2 separate regions of the Homo sapiens genome follow, and region 1 is linked to region 2. The links are chromatin contacts, found by Hi-C or POLR2A ChIA-PET in ENCODE. All regions are on one chromosome and are shown on one strand. The core of a region is the stretch at or near the end of the contact, and the rest is flanking DNA. Distances in the headings are between cores, read along the strand shown. Region 1 holds the start of C10orf105 (chromosome 10 open reading frame 105). Region 2 holds the start of UNC5B (unc-5 netrin receptor B).

Region 1 (3,470 bases), core at 669-3,168, 510 kb before region 2:
CGATGCACATCCGGGCACTGCGGTAAGTGTGTCTAAGGATTCTGATGAGCATGTTGATGGTGGGGAGGAGGACGAGTACACTGGAGCAAAAAGAACAAGGGCCCTGGGTCAGGCACACCCAAGCATGAATTTAGGCTTTGTCACTTACTCTCTATGGCACTATGGATAAGTACTTTAGCCCCCTTGAGCCTCAGTTTTCTCATCTCTAGACTGGGCACAATGATGACCAGCCTTGCAGGGTTGAGGGGAAGATCAGAAGTCATCTTGCAAAGCGTCTTGGCTGGTGCCTAGCATGGGGATGTGTGGTGAAGGTCAACATGAGTGATGCCACCTTCTCCAGAGAGCCCTCTGGATTTATGCCAGAGCTGGGGATGGCTGGATTGCCCCTTGCCGTGCAGTTCTTTCTCTCTCCATTCCCTGAGAAACCTTAGGAGCTGGCAGGTGGAGGGATGTAACAGGGTGCTTCAATTGTCCAGATCTGGAAGGGCTCAGGATGGTGAAGAGAGCCACGTTGCCCAGAGCATGCCCTTGCATGCCTATCCATGGTGAGATTTCCTTGATGCCTCCCTGCTCCAGCAGCCTGCACCACCCTGGAAGCTTTGTCTTCTGTCATCTCAGGAGGAATGGGGGCCACAGATGAAGTGTTCAGTTGGTTTCAGGAGAGGAAGTTAAGGAAAATGAAGGCAGTGAATGCTGTGATGGAAGGTGCAGGAATCCCAATGGGGACTCTGGGCATTGAAAACACCTTTGGGCCGGATGCTTTGCCTACCCTGGATGCCTACTGCCTGCCCCTGCCCACCCAGCACAGGGGAAACACCAAGTCCCCCACCACTCACTTGCTGGGTGCCCCTGGGCAGGTCACACCTCTCTGGGCCTCAGTTTGGTCATCTGAGAGAAGACGGGGGCTCTTTTCTCTCAGAAGAGGAGTTAGATGACCCCTGAGGACCTCTCCAGCTTTAACAGTCCATAGGAAATCTCTTGTCCATCTTGGGGTTGGCAGACAGTGCCTCTTTTTATGGGCAAGGGCAGGAGGGAACAGCTAAAAACCAGAAACTGGGGCTCCAAAAAAGGGAATGGGTCTGAGGCTCAGGTCTTGGACAGGGCCATGACTCCTGTCTTGAGTTGCATTTCTGGGAGCTTGGAGGTCCCTGGTGGGGAAGCTGCCAAAGACTTGGGCTCCTAAGCAGGCAGCTGGTTGTCAGGGAAGCTCTGGCTTCTGGGGAGAAAGAAGGCTGGGGGAGGGAAGTGTGTGTGTGTGTGTGTGTGTGTGTGTGTTTTGGAAAGAGCCTCCAGTGGAGGTCTCCCGTGGCCCACCCGCACTGTGGGGAGCATGGCCTTGGAGGTCCGTCAGTCCTATGCTTTCTGCCCTGGGATCCCCCTGACCTTTGAAGATGCCCCTCACCCCTCGCTTCTGTAGCCAGACACCTTCAAAGGGAAGGTGCTTTTCTACAAGCTGAGGGAAAAGCCTGGAAGGAATGGGGCCCAGGGACGCTGCAGGAGGGGCCTCAGGGGCTGCCAGGGACCAGCACTCTCCCTGCTCCCCTCCTGCCATGGCTTGTAGCCCCTCTCCAGGGTAACCTGGTGGCTGGCAGGCACTGAATAGCGAACCTCTGGCTGCCGCCGACCATACCATTCAAACTTCCGACAGGGGAAGGTGAGCGCCATGGGGCCGCAGAGGCAGTAAAACCCTCCCCCTGCGTCTCCCCAGAGTCTTCCACCCCTGAGAGGGCTCCAAGGAGACAGGCTGGAGAGAGGCGGTGGGAAGGCCAGGGGGCATCCCAGAGTCTCTGGACAGCTCCCCTCTCCCTCTTCCCAACCCAGTTGCCATCCCTACTCCCTTAGCTATCCCCTCCCCCAAGGCAGGGCCCAAACTCTTCTAGACAAAGCCAGGTCCAGCTGGGGAGTGACGGGGAGGCCACTCTGCTGGCCAGGCTGACCGAGGGCTGCAGGGCACAGCAGAGCCTGGCAGGGCTGGGGTCACAGGCACTGCCCAGGGCTCCTTGGGCCTCCCTTCCACAGCTGAGAAGACCTCTCCACGGAGCTCCGGACGGCTGGGGTCTGGCTCTGAGGTCAGTGCTTGGGGGACTGCAGGAGAAGGCTTGGAGAGGGAAGTGTGGTGGAGACCCTTGCTGGGGACTCCTGGGAGAATGTGAGGGTATGCTCAGACCTAGGCAGTCCTCTGGTTCTGTAGAGAGGGGAAACAAGGCCCAGTAAGGGGTAGGGACTAGCCCGAGGCCACACAGCAGTCTTCTCTGCCCACAGCAGGTCCTGCTCTGTGGAACTCCAAGGGAAGAGGAGGGTCCTAGACTGAGCTTGCAGAGATATGTCCAGAGCAGGGCCCGCTGGTGCACCCTGGCCCCAGTGGGAAGGGAGTGGCTTCAACTGCCCTCCAGATGATTCCTGGCCTTGGTCCGGGCAAGGCATCCTCTCCCAGTACTAGCTGGCCTTTGCTGGTTGGTCAGTAGCCGGGTGTCAAGGGGCCTGGCAGCTGGACTTGCCTCGTGCTCCAGGAAGGGTGTTGTGTTGTTTTCAAGCACTTAGGAATCTCTCGTTGCCACAGGAACTACTCAGATGCTAATTACAACTCCACTTATTTTTTTTTTATTTTTTATTTTTTTGAGACAGAGTGTTGCTCTGTCGCTCAGGCTGTAGCGCAGTGGCATGATTCTAGCTCGCTGTAGCCTCAAACTTTTGGGCTCAAATGATCCTTCTGCCTCAGCCTCCTGAGTAGCTGGGGCCACAGGCACATACTACCACACCTGGCTAATTAAAAAACCTTTTTTTTTTTTCTTTCAGAAATGAAGACTCACTATGTTGCCCAGGCTGTTCTCAAACTCCTGGGCTCAAGTGATCCTCCTGCCTTGGCCTCCCAAAGTGCTGGGATTACAGGTGAGAGCCAACACGCCTGGCCTCACTTATTTTTTAAATTAAAGCAGGTCCCAAGGCCTGAAGCCTGGATCCTATTTGCTAGCCCAGTAGGGTCTCCAGATTCCTTTGAAGGCCTTGAAATAACATTAGAACTAGTAGGATTGAGGCATCTCCCATTTCAGACTGCCCTTTTCTTACTCCTGGCCAAGCATTGTCCAGGGTAGGAGAGAGGGATGGCTGATTTTCTCCCCACGGGAATGAGCGGTGGGCACACCCCATCCCTCCTCCCTGCTCAGACTCAAGGAAAGGCCAACCCATGCACAGCTGCCCAGCCAGAGTGCTCTCTAGGCCTGATGCCGCAAAGGCGGAGGCCCTGGGCAGCTAGACGGGCATCACACTTTCCAGCCAGGCACTGGGAGGGGTCGTTTTCTGCCTGGAAGTGCTGGGAGGGGTGGTGGTGGGGAATGGGTGGGAGGTGGGGTGCTCTGCATGCCCTCAGTTGGCTGGGCGCAGGGAGCCAGGAGTGAGGTCCTGCGGCTGCTGGTGAGTGCCTGGGGTAGGGACAGGAGTCCCTCGGGTGGGGAACTAGGTGGCCCACTCCC
Region 2 (3,314 bases), core at 451-2,950:
GGCTATGGAGGGGGGAAGGGCGGATGTCAACTTCGCAGCAGGAGGTAGGAGGTGGGGAGGGCTGCGTCATCTCGTCCACTTTCTGCTCCAGTTTTCCTGCTCCATTCTCAGCCTCAACTCAGAGAGGACTCCGTGCAGGAGGCCCCGTCCCCACCTGGCTCCGGAGCCGAGCCGCCCGGCAGCCGTGGCCAGCCCACTTGCTTGGGTTCGGGTACCAGAGAGAGGCTGGCTCCATTCAGTCCACAGCCTCCCCGAGAAGACGCAGCCCAGCCAGCGACGCCGGGTCCAGCTACAGGACGAGCGAGAAACGTATTCATCCACGGCGAGAGAGGAGGGTTAGGGACTTTATTTCGGAGCCCACCAGTTCGCTGAAGTCATCTTGGTGGGTCCAGAGCGGGCGCTGTACCAAGGAGAGCGCACCTAGTCTGTTCCCCGGACAGCGAGAATGTCAGTGACCAATTTAAAAGGAAACTCCGCAGGATCGCTAAGAACCCCTACCCGCATCCAACACACACACACACACACACACACACACACACACTCTCCAACACTCAGAAAATTAATAATAATAATAATAATAATAATAATAATAATTCTTCCAGACCTGCGGGCCCAGCGATCTCGGGGAAAGCTATGTGTGCAAGACTTAGCCCTCCCCGCTTCAGGAGCCCTGCAAGCCGGCCTGCCGAGGCTACCGAAGCGCTTCCTGTGTTCAGCAGGTCTTTTCGCTCTCTCCCTCTAGTCTGCAGATTGCTGTCCCTATAGCGCGTAAGAGCCTAGGCGAGCCGGGACCAGACTAGTAAGTTACCGGCGTACGGCAGCGAGCGCACACCTTGCTTATGTAGCCAATGTTCTTTTTCGGGGCGGATGCCAGGCGCGCGGAGAGCCGGGCGTCCCCAGGAGGCGGATCCTCCCGGAGACTCAGACCCTGACTCCTACACCCCTTCCAGGGAGAAGAAGGGATCCCTTTCAGGAGCGAGCAGGGACCTTTCAGCTTACTGTGAAGCCCCTTCCCTGCTCCCCGCTCCCGCGATGTGGATGCGCCATTGCCCACTTTGGGAGGCAGTAAAATCTACATTCTAACTTGGGCGCCCTTGCCGCTTTTCCTGCGCGCATCGATGCGACGAAAGACCACCTCAACTTCAGGACAGAGTGAGGCGCAAGGGTCCCCTAGCCCCGCGCCCCCAGACCCGATCGCTTCCTACCTGCTTGGCTCAGCCTCGGGTCCCAGCAGAGCAGCAGTGCCAGCAGCAGCGCGCCCCGAGCTCCGCTCCGGGCCCCCATGCTCCCGCGGCCTGGTTCGGGCGCCTCTCCCCCAGGGCTGTCTCCCTGGCCCCAGTCTCGCCGCCGCCGTCTCCGCCGCCGCCGCCTCCTCCTCGCCGTCCTCCCCGGCGCCCGGCAGCGCCAGCCCGTGCCTTCCGTGGGGGCAGCGGAAGCCACGCTGCGCGGAGGGCCGCCTGGCACTCGGAGCGCGGTGGGTGCCTGGCGCCGGCTCTCGAACGAGGCTCCGGCGCGCCCCTCTGGCTCCGGGTCTCTGAGCGCTCGCCTGGCTCCGGCGCTGTGCCTCCGAAGTTGCGCGACCGCTCAGTGGCGCTCGCAGCGGCGGCGCCGCGCAGTCCCAGCCCCAGTGCGCGCCTCTCGGAGCCCCGCGGCTGCGTGCGGCTCCGGCGCCCTAGCCGGCCCCAGCCGCCTGCCACAATGCCGAGCGCCGCCGCTCGCTCGCCGGAGTGAGTTCGCCAACCGAGGGGACCGCGCGCGGCCGGGGCGGGGCCTGGGCGACCGAGGGCGGAGCCGACAGGGGGACCTTGAGGGGGGATCCGACGGCCATCTGGGCGCGGCCGCGGCAGAGCTGGGGGACCCGGGGGGAGGGTCCTCGCGAGACGCTGGGCGCAGCGTTTTGAAAAACCCGGCCGCTGGAGAATGGCTGGACGTGGAGGCGGCCCAATTTTCGCTCCCCCAAATTAAGGAAATCTGGCTTTGCGCCTTCATTTGGCTTGGCCATGTCAGCTTTCTCCTCTGATTAAACATAGGACTCTCACTTTTGGCTCCCCTGTCTGTAGTATGCGCTCTGCCTTCCACATGTGGGGGTCTTTCCAAAAAAAAGGCTCCCAAAATGAGAACACCCAAGTCCTGGTTACGCGGGGGCTTACAGCGATATGAAGCTGGGTATAGATTAGGATCATCCTGGCTGGCTCTGCTTGTCTGTATGATCTCCGGCAGAACTGTTAACCAGACCCCTGGAAACCCCTCCAGCACTCTGATCCTGCGTTGTTGTAAACTAGCCTCCTACCTGACAGTGGGACAGCCATTTTTGGCTCAGTGTAAACTTGGACTCTGCCCCTTATTTACTGTGTGACCTTGAACAAGTTACTTAACAATTCTATTGCTCCCTTCATCATCATCTGTAAAATGGAGGAAAAGGATAACTATTTCATAAGGGGGTATAGAATTAAATTTTAAAACTTGTGTGGAAATTGCAGTGCAAGTGTCAATAATCTCTTTCCAAGATTCTCCCCTCCCAGCCAGTCTGATTCCAGGGGGAAAGTCCTGACCACCCAAAGGTGGTCCAAGGAGCACGTGGGGACAGGTGAGGTTTGAAGGATGGGCAGTGTCTTGGGATTGAAACCCAGAGAGATCAGAACGAGCGGATCAGCTAACATAGGCAAAGACCTTCCCTGTGCCAGGCACAGGGCTAAGCACTCTGTATGCATCATGTCAGTTAATTCTCACAACCCTCTGAAGTAAGCACCATTTACATCCCATTTTACAGATGAAGGACCTGAGGCACAGAGGTGTAAAGCCACCTGCCGGAGATCACACTGCTTGGAGTGACTGAGTGACTGAGCAAAGGGGATGGGGGAGATGGGATTGGAAAGAAACCCTCTAAACGGGGGAGCCTCACTTGAACACCTTCCCTGGGGCTGGATTGGGCTGTGCGAAGGGGACTGTCCTAGCTGTTTCCCCAGAGGTGAGGTGAAGGCAGGACTAGTACCCTCTCCACACACACTCCCCTCACAAGCCGGGGTCTTGGAGTATCTAGGGGAGGTCGTGCATGCCATCAGCACATCTCCCTAACCCTCTCTGACTGGGCACCCAGCATCAGGAGGGTGGCAACAGGTGGACTGGGACTCCCTGGGGGAAGAACTTCCATCAATTGAGAAAGGCTGCTGTGGGCAAAGGTAGGTTGCTTAGCTTGGCCTCTGACAGCCCTAGCAAGGGCAGTGGATGAGACAGTCAACAGCTCAGCACACCCAAACCAACTCCACCTTGCAAATACACATGCACACACACAACTACCCACCCATACACACCTG

Evidence for each region. A loop is a pair of places that touch in the nucleus more often than their neighbours do. ChIA-PET counts read pairs that join two places held with the same protein, here RNA polymerase II (POLR2A). Pooled maps may share reads with other maps.
Region 1: a loop to region 2 is called in a map of dorsolateral prefrontal cortex, with 2.1 times the contacts of the local background. The contact joins the promoter of C10orf105 here to the promoter of UNC5B in region 2. A Hi-C loop is called at or near these places in 1 of 168 maps with a recorded cell type or tissue (dorsolateral prefrontal cortex) and 5 of 50 pooled maps. POLR2A ChIA-PET finds 5 or more read pairs at or near these places in 1 of 52 experiments (activated T-cell).

Annotation. Positions count from the first base shown.
Region 1 is chr10:71,718,226-71,721,695 of GRCh38, reverse strand. It overlaps C10orf105 (chromosome 10 open reading frame 105), which reads left to right and starts at 1,918. Exons shown (of 2, transcript NM_001164375.3): 1 at 1,918-2,069. The region is part of intron 28 of CDH23 (cadherin related 23); the gene reads right to left. RefSeq lists an enhancer at 1,781-2,529.
Region 2 is chr10:71,210,956-71,214,269 of GRCh38, reverse strand. UNC5B (unc-5 netrin receptor B) reads right to left here and starts at 1,700. Exons shown (of 17, transcript NM_170744.5): 1 at 1,206-1,700. The coding sequence starts at 1,284. RefSeq lists a silencer at 1,540-1,799 and an enhancer at 1,644-1,938.